Regions from separate parts of the Mus musculus genome. Here region 2 is linked to region 1. The links are chromatin contacts, found by Hi-C or POLR2A ChIA-PET in ENCODE. All regions are on one chromosome and are shown on one strand. The core of a region is the stretch at or near the end of the contact, and the rest is flanking DNA. Distances in the headings are between cores, read along the strand shown.

Region 1 (4,325 bases), core at 1,318-3,817:
CATTCCATCAGCTCTCATGTCACCACCTAAAGACCAAGCTTCCAAAACATGAATCACTGGGAGGGACATTCAACATCCAAACCACGGACCCCATTCACAATTCTGCAAATGTCATTTGAAAGGTCATATGTTGCTTCTCTCTTCCAATATACATTCATGTATTTCTTTTCTGTTACTGCCAGAATTCCAGATCATTTCCAGATTTTTGCCGTTATGAAAATATTCTTGATCTTTGTTCCCATTCTGGACTTTCACCCCTTAGAGCTGATTCCTGGAATCCCAGCACTGTGATCTGAGTTCATGGTTTTTCTTGGCCACACTCAGAGGGGTGAGTCTGTTAAGCTTTGCCCCGTGACTCTGTAGAGTCCCTGCCTTGGCCTGCTTCTCGGAGCCTGAGATCTCTAGTCCAGACACACTCACACCTAAGGCTGCTAAGAAGATGGATGGGCTGTGGCCCACCTGGGACAAGAAATGGGCCTCTTCTAGCCTCTATTCAGATTCTCTGCCTTTCCAGGGCTATAAACAGATGACCTGGAGCCAACAGAAGGAAGCCACACACAGGCATGGGGAAAGCTGAGAGAGGCGAGGGGCAGTATGGATGCTGAGCAGATCTGTGTTTGTAAGCACTCACAGGGCAGAGGAGCAAATGCTGGGGTCAGGTCCTCCCATTCTGGGAAGGATTGCACAAGTCAAAGATGCTGGGACTTGGGAGACTACCAGAAAGAGCATGTAGCAATAGAAACACCTTCCTTGACAGATGAGGTGGGGCAGCGGGCCTCTCCAAACCAAGTCCAGAGACACTGAATCTTATCCCACAGGCAGAAATTGGCAGTAATGTCTAAACTGAGAATAATCTTTAGGCTGTTGGGGATGGGGGGCAAGATAGAGAGTGGAAACTGAGTGAATGTAGGGAGACACCACCCAGCTTGAAGACGGTGTCAACACTGTGGCAAAAGAACCTGATCAAGGAGATGAGCGACACTGGGGACACAAGATGGAAAAAGTTACAATGACTGTTAGGGACAACAGTTTACAGACAACAGAACCAGGGCATCTGGATTCCAGTATTGCCTAAGTATGACCTGGAACAGATCTCTGGCTTACATCCAGGCCTCTGTTCCCACTATTCTACCTCTAGAAGGTCGCACCGGCTCATCTCTGAAGACCTTTATGCCTTTGAAATTCTGTGCTCCGCAGGCAGCCAGGCAGCCAGGGTTCCTGCAGGGAAGAGAAAAGCGGAGCCTGATTCTGAGCAAAGAAACGCTCAGGAAACAGGGAGCAGGGAGCAGGGAGCAGGGAGCAGGGAGCAGGGAGCAGGGAGCAGGGAGCAGGGAGCAGGGAGCAGGGAGCAGGGAGCAGGGAGCAGGGAGCAGGGAGCAGGGAGCAGGGAGCAGGGAGCAGGGAGCAGGATGGGTCAGGGTTCCAGCTCGGTCTCTCCACCTCATCCATCTTGTTAATCACAGCAGGGTGGCCCGGCTGAGGCCAGAGACCAGATGCAGAAGAGAGGAACTGTTTCAGCCGGTAGATCAGAGAGGAAGTATGGAGAGCTTCCAAAATGCTGTGAACGAGTTGTGGGCTCTGGCTGGGTGCCATCAGTCTTTAGTGAGCCAGATTCGGGGAGGCAGGCCCATTTCCCCTCCTGCATCACACCAGCAAGGTGATGAAGAGCCCTGGGGAGCTGACAACATTTGAAAGCAAACCTTGCCCCCCACTCCCCCCCCCTGCCCTCCGGAGCTAAATAGATGTCACGTGTCACCTGGCTGCAGTCTAAGGCTGCATCCTCCCACCCCACCCCAAAATGCACAGCTGCAGTCAGCAGGCTGCTCTGTCTCTCCTGGCCTTAGCTAGTTTCCAGGATGGTTGTTGCTCCCTTGGCCTTAATGCAAGATGGCTGCCACTGGCAGTGGAGGCCCCATGCTTGCCTGTAGCTATCTGGCTAAAGAGAGGCAGTGGAGATGGTTCTCCTGGCTGGGGTTGGAATTCCTTTTCTTTACTCTGAATGGGACAAATTGGGTTCGGTTTCCATCTCATTACAGCATCTCTGGGAATGCCCTATACTGACTGGCTTGGAGCAGTTGGGATCTAGAGTGAACGCTGGGAGTGGGGAGTACGGCCAAACAGAATTGGGGTTCTCCGAGGTGGTGACAGTGTGCTTATGGGCCCCTCAGTCTCAGCACTGACCAAACTAGATAGGGCAGGCACCAGGCCACCAGGGCACTGAGGGAAGGAGTGTGAGGAACTAGGGCCACCCAAAGGGTAGGTGGCAGGGACTGACCTGAGAAGACACAGAAATCCAAAGGGCTTCAAGCTGCACCTAAAGCCCGAGAGTGATTCCTCCGGGCTCAGCCAGTCTGTCCCCTAGGGCTGGCTCTGCTCCAGCCTGAGGGTGCACACCCATCACTAAAGCTGCCTCAGAGCTGACTTTGGACTAGATCCACAGCTGGGGATGTGGGTTTGAACTCTGGCTCTGAGCTTCTGTGTTCTCTGGCAGATGGGGTTAGGGGCCCCACCTTTCAGTGCCGCTTGGCTTCATTCCTGGAGGGCTGGGCGAAGTGAAATAGAGCTCTGCTAACTGTGAAGTGCTGTGTTACCACTGGGCTTCCCTTCTGCTGAATACATTAAGCCCTGGAAAGCTGTGGAAGGAGCAGACAGGCTTTGAATCTACTTGGCAATGGAAGAGATGTGTCCCAAGAGCGTTGGTGACCTGCTCAAGGTCATACAGGACTAGAATGTAGCCCTAGGGTTCCAGTCCTGTCTCTTGTCCTAGGCCCCCAGGGTTGAGATGGGTCCAGTCCTAAACTGGGGTGCTGGCGTTGGGGGGGGGCACAGCTGCCACTTGGCAGTGCCTGCTTGCACGTCCTCCAGTTTTTCGGGGGCCATTCTTCAGGGGTTCACTAAGGTGAGGTCATACTTCCTCTCTGGTGGCTTCCTGTTTTTGCCAAACAATGACCCTTTTGGGACCTGGTGCCAGCAGGCCTTGGCTGCTGCCAAAGGCCTTGACTTCTTGCATAAGAGGAAGAAAGGTCCTGGTTTCCAGGGATGTGGTTGGCCCCATACTCCGACATGGCTTTGAATTCAGCCCTCCCTTCTGTTCTGGTCACACACGTGAGCATCCAGAAAGCCCAGCTAGATAAGGTTCAGCAGCTCTCTACCAACATTTACTCTGAATCCATGAGGGCAGGGTGTGATGTGTCTATGGGGACAGAGACACGAAGGGCAGCCTCCCCCTGGAGTGACTGGCTAAGTCCTCTGGCTATCCACCTCTCATTGCCTTAAGAGCGCAGAGCTTGTCTCCCCATCTGTTAGTGCAGGCAGCTATGTCAGTCTCAGGATACACAGGGAGGCAACCCTAATGTGTGGAGAACAGTAGAGATGGCTTCCTGGTAGGTGAGAGGGGACCAAGGTTTAGATATGAAAAGCCTGGAGCTGGGACCTGACTCCGCACCTCCTGCTTCCTCCTCAATGCTTTTTTAAAAATCATAAACAAGGCCTGCTATGGGATGTCTTTCATCCCAGCACTTGAGGGGCAGAGGCAAGTGAAGCTCTGAGTTAGAGGGTAACCTGGTCTACACAGTGAGTTCCAGGATGCCAAGGCTACATAGTAAGAGCCTGTCTCAGGCAAACAAATGAAAACCATTTCAAACATGTTTATTCACTTATTTTATGGGATGGACCTCAGGGTCTTGAGTTCAGAAGACCCCTTCCTTCCACTAGGTGGGTTCTGGGGAGCAGACCCTTGACCTTTACCTTCTTAGACGGCCCTGCCATCCTCAGAAGGCTTTAAAAAGCAGCCAGTCTAACTGCAAACCTCCTAAGACTGGAGCTGCCAGGAGGGGTGTCTATGAGTCTGTGGGGTGGGGGCTCTGATGTGAATAAAATACATGGGAGAATGGAAGAAGGGGATGATGGGAGGGAAGTAATGAGGTCCACTGTGTGTTAGGCACACAGACATCCTCATCCCCACTCCACAGGTGAGCAAGTGCTGATCCACAGAAGAGCTCGGCCTGAGAGGGCAGAGCCAACGGGACTCTCAACTGGGCTCTGCATTGTGGATGCTCTGTAGGACTTCTTTCACTCCAGGTCTCCCCTCCAGAGGGGCTGTGCCTGCTGTGCCTGCTGTGCCTGCTGTGCCTGCTGTGCCTGCTGTGCCTGCTGTGCCTGCTGTGCCTGCCTATGAACTACAGGCAGAATTTGTGCTCAGAGTCAGAACTGTCATTCTCCCTGCCTGGTTTGCCAGCATCGCCTGGCCACATGTCTGAGGCAGGGGAGCGGCTTGGCAAGACCTGGTTCCCCAGAACCTTTAGGATTGTTTTGGGGTCTTTACT
Region 2 (4,325 bases), core at 1,176-3,675, 42 kb before region 1:
TGGCCTTCTCCAAGGGCTGCGGAAGGTAAAGGTGTCCCTGTCTGCATTATGATGCAATAGTTCTCACTCCAGTCTGTTAGCCACCATTCCTATGGGTGTGCAGACTGTTGGTCCCTGGCTGGGAAGCCTGCTTTGGACATTTGCTCTTCTACACAGATTCCAAAGGAACAAACACACATTCAGTGTTTCTCCCAATGTGAGATTTATGGGGAGTCTCCTGTGGCTGGCTTAGACTTGGCAGGTTTCTGTGGGGAGAAACACTGTCTTAGGTAGCATGAGGCAAACTATTCATGAATGTGGTATACGTCCCCACTTCTTCAGGATAACTTCTGTGTCCCTCCGGTGAGGCTTCGCTCAGAATCTGAGACTTTCACTGGATTTATTCCAAGGCATGTACTTTTTATTGATAGAGAGAATCGCATATCCTTCTTAAAGTACCTTTTGTAGTAAAACAAAACAAACAGGAAAAAAAAAAAAACCCTGGTATTGTATAAGAACACAACTGACTTTTGTATATCGATTTTACATCAGGCAAAATGTTCAAGTCTCGTAAGCCTGATAATTGACTTCAGATTATTTTGCTTTTCTGTGTAGAAAATCATATAATCTGGACGGTGACTGCCAGCTTCCCTCTGGCTTTCAGTGTGCACAGTGTTTCCTCCCCTGATTTTTCCCTGAAGCTTCTGATAAGATGCTGGCAGACGTGGCAAGAGCAGCCATACTTACTTCTCTCATCCCTAAAGTTGATTATCTTTATTTATCATCTATCTGTGTGTAATTGTATATACGTGGGTGTGCCTGTCACCATCCACGGGGAAGCCGGAAGACAGCAGACAATGGCTCTCTCCTCCACCCGAGTCCTGGGGAGCAAGCACCTCCAGCCCCACATATATTTTGCCAGCTCTTATTTGTGTTTTAGAAAAACAATACTATTAACCAGGCATTGTGATTCACACCTGTAACCTTATTACATAGCAGGCCAAAACAGGAGGCTCCCTTGTTGAAGGCCTGCCTGGGCTACATTGGGAGAGAGCCTGACTCAAATAAACAAATACAAACAACGCTCAAAATTGAGTAAAACGTTTGTTACAGGTTCTGGGATGTGTATGAGGATATCAAATTTTAAGTTTCTAAACTTGCTTACTTGCAACTTTATAACTCCTCATGGACATATATTAATTTTTAATCAAGTTTCAAGATATATGTTTGACATAAGTCATGTTTTTTCCCATTCCTAATTTTTAAAAAAAAAAATTCATCTTTCAGATTTTCCCTTGGATTCTATCAGTGAGCATGATTCACGTGACCCTGGGGGTCTTTGGAGTTTCTTAGATTTGCAGTGCAGCTCAGTTTCTTATCAGTGTGCGGAGGAGATCTCTGTGTATTTTACTTAAGTTTGGCTCCGTGGGCTGGAGCCGCTGCTCAGGTTTTAAAAGCAGGAACTGTTCAAGCTTCCACTCGAGTTAGGATCAGGAGCCTTCCAGGAGGTCTGACATCCTCTTCTGGATTCCGTGGGCACCAGCATTCTTGAGCACATAAGCACACACACACACACACACACACACACACACTTAATACTAATTTTAAAATCCTTAAAAGTGGTTCCATTTCCCAAGCATTACAGCTGTTTCTGTATCCATGCATTTGGCTTGCTCTTCCCACAGTCGCTAACATCTTACAGAGGCTACTTTGTTTACTTGGTCCCTCAAGCCTTGTTACTACTCTCTGACTGTTTCGTCATGAGTGGCTGAATCGTTAATGGGGCCACTTTCTGTAACATTCTAGCAATGGTCCCACCGGGTCTACCTAATAACAGCCCTCCAATTAGTCTCTATCAGGAGAGCTTTGCTGTCCTAAGTTCTTAAAGTTGATTTTTTTTTTTTTTTTTTTTTTTTTGCCTACTTTGACAGTCTTCCTCTTGTGGTGGTGGTGAGTAATGGACCCAATTTGTTTCTGCCACACAGCACACAGTAGGGGCTCAGGCGATGAGCCATTGTGACCCTGTGCCTTATAGAAGCCTGTCTGGGTGTGCTGTGATGGAGAGTAAGTTCTCTGTTGGGGTGGGGACCTGTGTCACTGTTACCCCACTGTCTGGAGGACCAACAGGACTTTTTTTTTTTTTTTTCCCAAGAAAAGGCCGGTGTTTCCAGAAAGATATGGCTGAGAAAAACCAACCTTCTCTGAGGTCACATATCTGTTTCCTAGAAACTAGATGTGAGTGAGGCCAGGCCGGTGCCCGAGTCACAGCGTACATTTCCTGTTTTTCACCCACTAACTAATAAAGTTATTTCCTTCGTGTGCTGTGTGACTGAGCAGGAAGGCCCCATGGCTTCAAGGCCTGAGGCCAGCTGTTATCCACCACCCAGCTCCAAGTGGAGGGCGGAAGTGGCCTGGGCTCCCCTGGGGAGGAACTTCCTCTCCATCAAGAGAGTCAGGCTGTACTATCCTATCTGTTGTGCCCTCCACGGCCCAGCAGTCACAGTGACCCTGGGACATCACCACAGTCCACTCTGACACCTCTCAGGCTCTGTCCCTGGCCTGGAGTCTCCTGGATGTCTGACCAGCACTTCAGGCCCCGCAGGTCCTAGATGGACTTTCTTTTCCTTAAATATCATATGGATTGATTGGCTTAAGGAGGGTCTTAAGAAGCTTAGGCCCACCTCAAACTAGCTATGTAACCAAAGATGACTTTGAACAGCCCCTGCCTCCTGAGGGTCAGAACCACAGCTGTGTGGTGCTGTGCCCAGTTTAAGGGGTGCTGAGGATGGAACCCAAGCTTCATTCATGCCAAGCAGGCATTCTACAACTGAGCTATACTCTCAGGCCTGCAGATGAATCCTAGTGTCTCCTTGCCTGTGTTCCTCACTGTACTCCTGGAGACCACAGTCCTCCGTGTTGGCTCGAGGCGCCCAGCAGCTCTGCCATAACCAAGGAAGACATGTCTGTGCAACTGTTTCCAGACTCTGCTCTGCCCACCCAGCCCCACCTCGGGTTCCACTCACAGACAGTAGTATGGCCTGGCAGCACTCCTGCCCTCTAGTTCTGGGAGCTTCTCTGAGGCAGGTGCAGGCAGGTCAGATTCAGCACTGCGCTCCTGGAGCCCTGCCCCAGCTGCGACCTGGGAAGACTGCAGAGAGTTTGTCTGTCAAATAAGTGAATTTTGAATGAATGAGAGGAAGGAATAAATGAATTGTGAATGAATGAATGGATAGGTGGGTGGAGGGAGGGAAGGAATAAATGAATTGTGAATGAATGAATGAAATTGTAAATGAATGAATGAATGAATGAATGAATGGAAGGAATAAATGAATTGTGAATGAATAAATGAATGAATGAGTAAAAGAAGAAAGACATACATAGAGCCTCTGTGTTTTCTCCAGATGTTGATCTGCATCCCAGCTTCCCAACCACTTTCCCTGGTTATGGTTTTCAGAACACTTTTCTTCCCCCAATAGCCAGAATAAGCTGGCCTTGAGGACAGGACCCTGGTGATCAGAAAGCAAAAGACTTGAGCACTATGCTGCTATGCTACTAAGTGGCTGTGTGGCCTTGGCTAGTCCCTTCCTGACCACTCCTGCCCCTCTTCTTTCTGGTGTATAGAAAGTATTGAAGGAGACTTCCTTCCAGTGTCTCCTGGCGGTCCCTATCATCGACTGGCCTCCCGAACTCACCCAGGCAGAAAGACTGGGTATGGATACGGGATCCTGATGCTTCTGGGACTACTGCCTCATGGACGCTATTGTGGACTTACCTACCAGCTTCTCTGTCTTGAGGGCTGGGGTTCTGACTTGCCTTCACACACTCATCAAAGCATTGTCTGTGCCAGGCTTTGTATGGGGCTGGGTATGGTGGTGGGGATCACAGCCATCTCACAGTGAGTGAGAGCTGTGCACGGGACTTGGTGCCTCCCTGCCAGGGTTGCTCTGTCTGTGGGAGATCAGAACCGGACACAGATGTGAGCACTTCCTAGCACCTGTTGGAACAAAGCATGCTTTAGCTGCTCGGCTGTGCGAGGGACTTCTTGAGAACCCCTGAGATGCTTATCTTTGCCCCACAGTGCTTCTCAGAAGGGGCCTACAGCTGTAGACTGTACAAACCCTGGCGTCTGGGCCCCAGGCCCCTCCCTCCAGCTCCTCTGTCTAGAAGACAGAAGGCAAAGCTATAGGTGGTCTAGTCTAGGGCAGAGTGTGTTGTATGCAGCCCTAGTAGGGATGAAGGAGACATGGAACACTGACCTCACCTCATGATGGATGGATGGAAAATGAAGGAAAATGAAGGATGGCGCCACGCTGGCCAGCTCTGATGTTGCGTCTTACAGGTCAGTC

Evidence for each region. Hi-C counts contacts between places; a loop is a spot of excess contacts on that map. ChIA-PET counts read pairs that join two places held with the same protein, here RNA polymerase II (POLR2A).
Region 2: a map of heart shows a loop between it and region 1 (2.8-fold over the local background). The contact joins two enhancer-like sites. A Hi-C loop is called at or near these places in 3 of 37 maps with a recorded cell type or tissue (CH12.LX, heart and v-Abl transformed pro-B cells). POLR2A ChIA-PET finds 5 or more read pairs at or near these places in 1 of 5 experiments (Patski).

What each region holds. Positions count from the first base shown.
Region 1 is chr7:98,521,438-98,525,762 of GRCm38, reverse strand. No RefSeq gene overlaps it. Among named protein-coding and RNA genes, the nearest start is that of Gm23040, 17 kb to the right of the region's middle. Within about 2 kb of position 2,567, at least 1 of the 3 ENCODE cell types and tissues checked has a DNase peak (open chromatin) inside an H3K27ac peak, as active enhancers do; it is heart, where a contact is called at or near this core.
Region 2 is chr7:98,562,836-98,567,160 of GRCm38, reverse strand. No RefSeq gene overlaps it. Among named protein-coding and RNA genes, the nearest start is that of Gm23040, 58 kb to the right of the region's middle. Within about 2 kb of position 2,425, at least 1 of the 3 ENCODE cell types and tissues checked has a DNase peak (open chromatin) inside an H3K27ac peak, as active enhancers do; it is heart, where a contact is called at or near this core.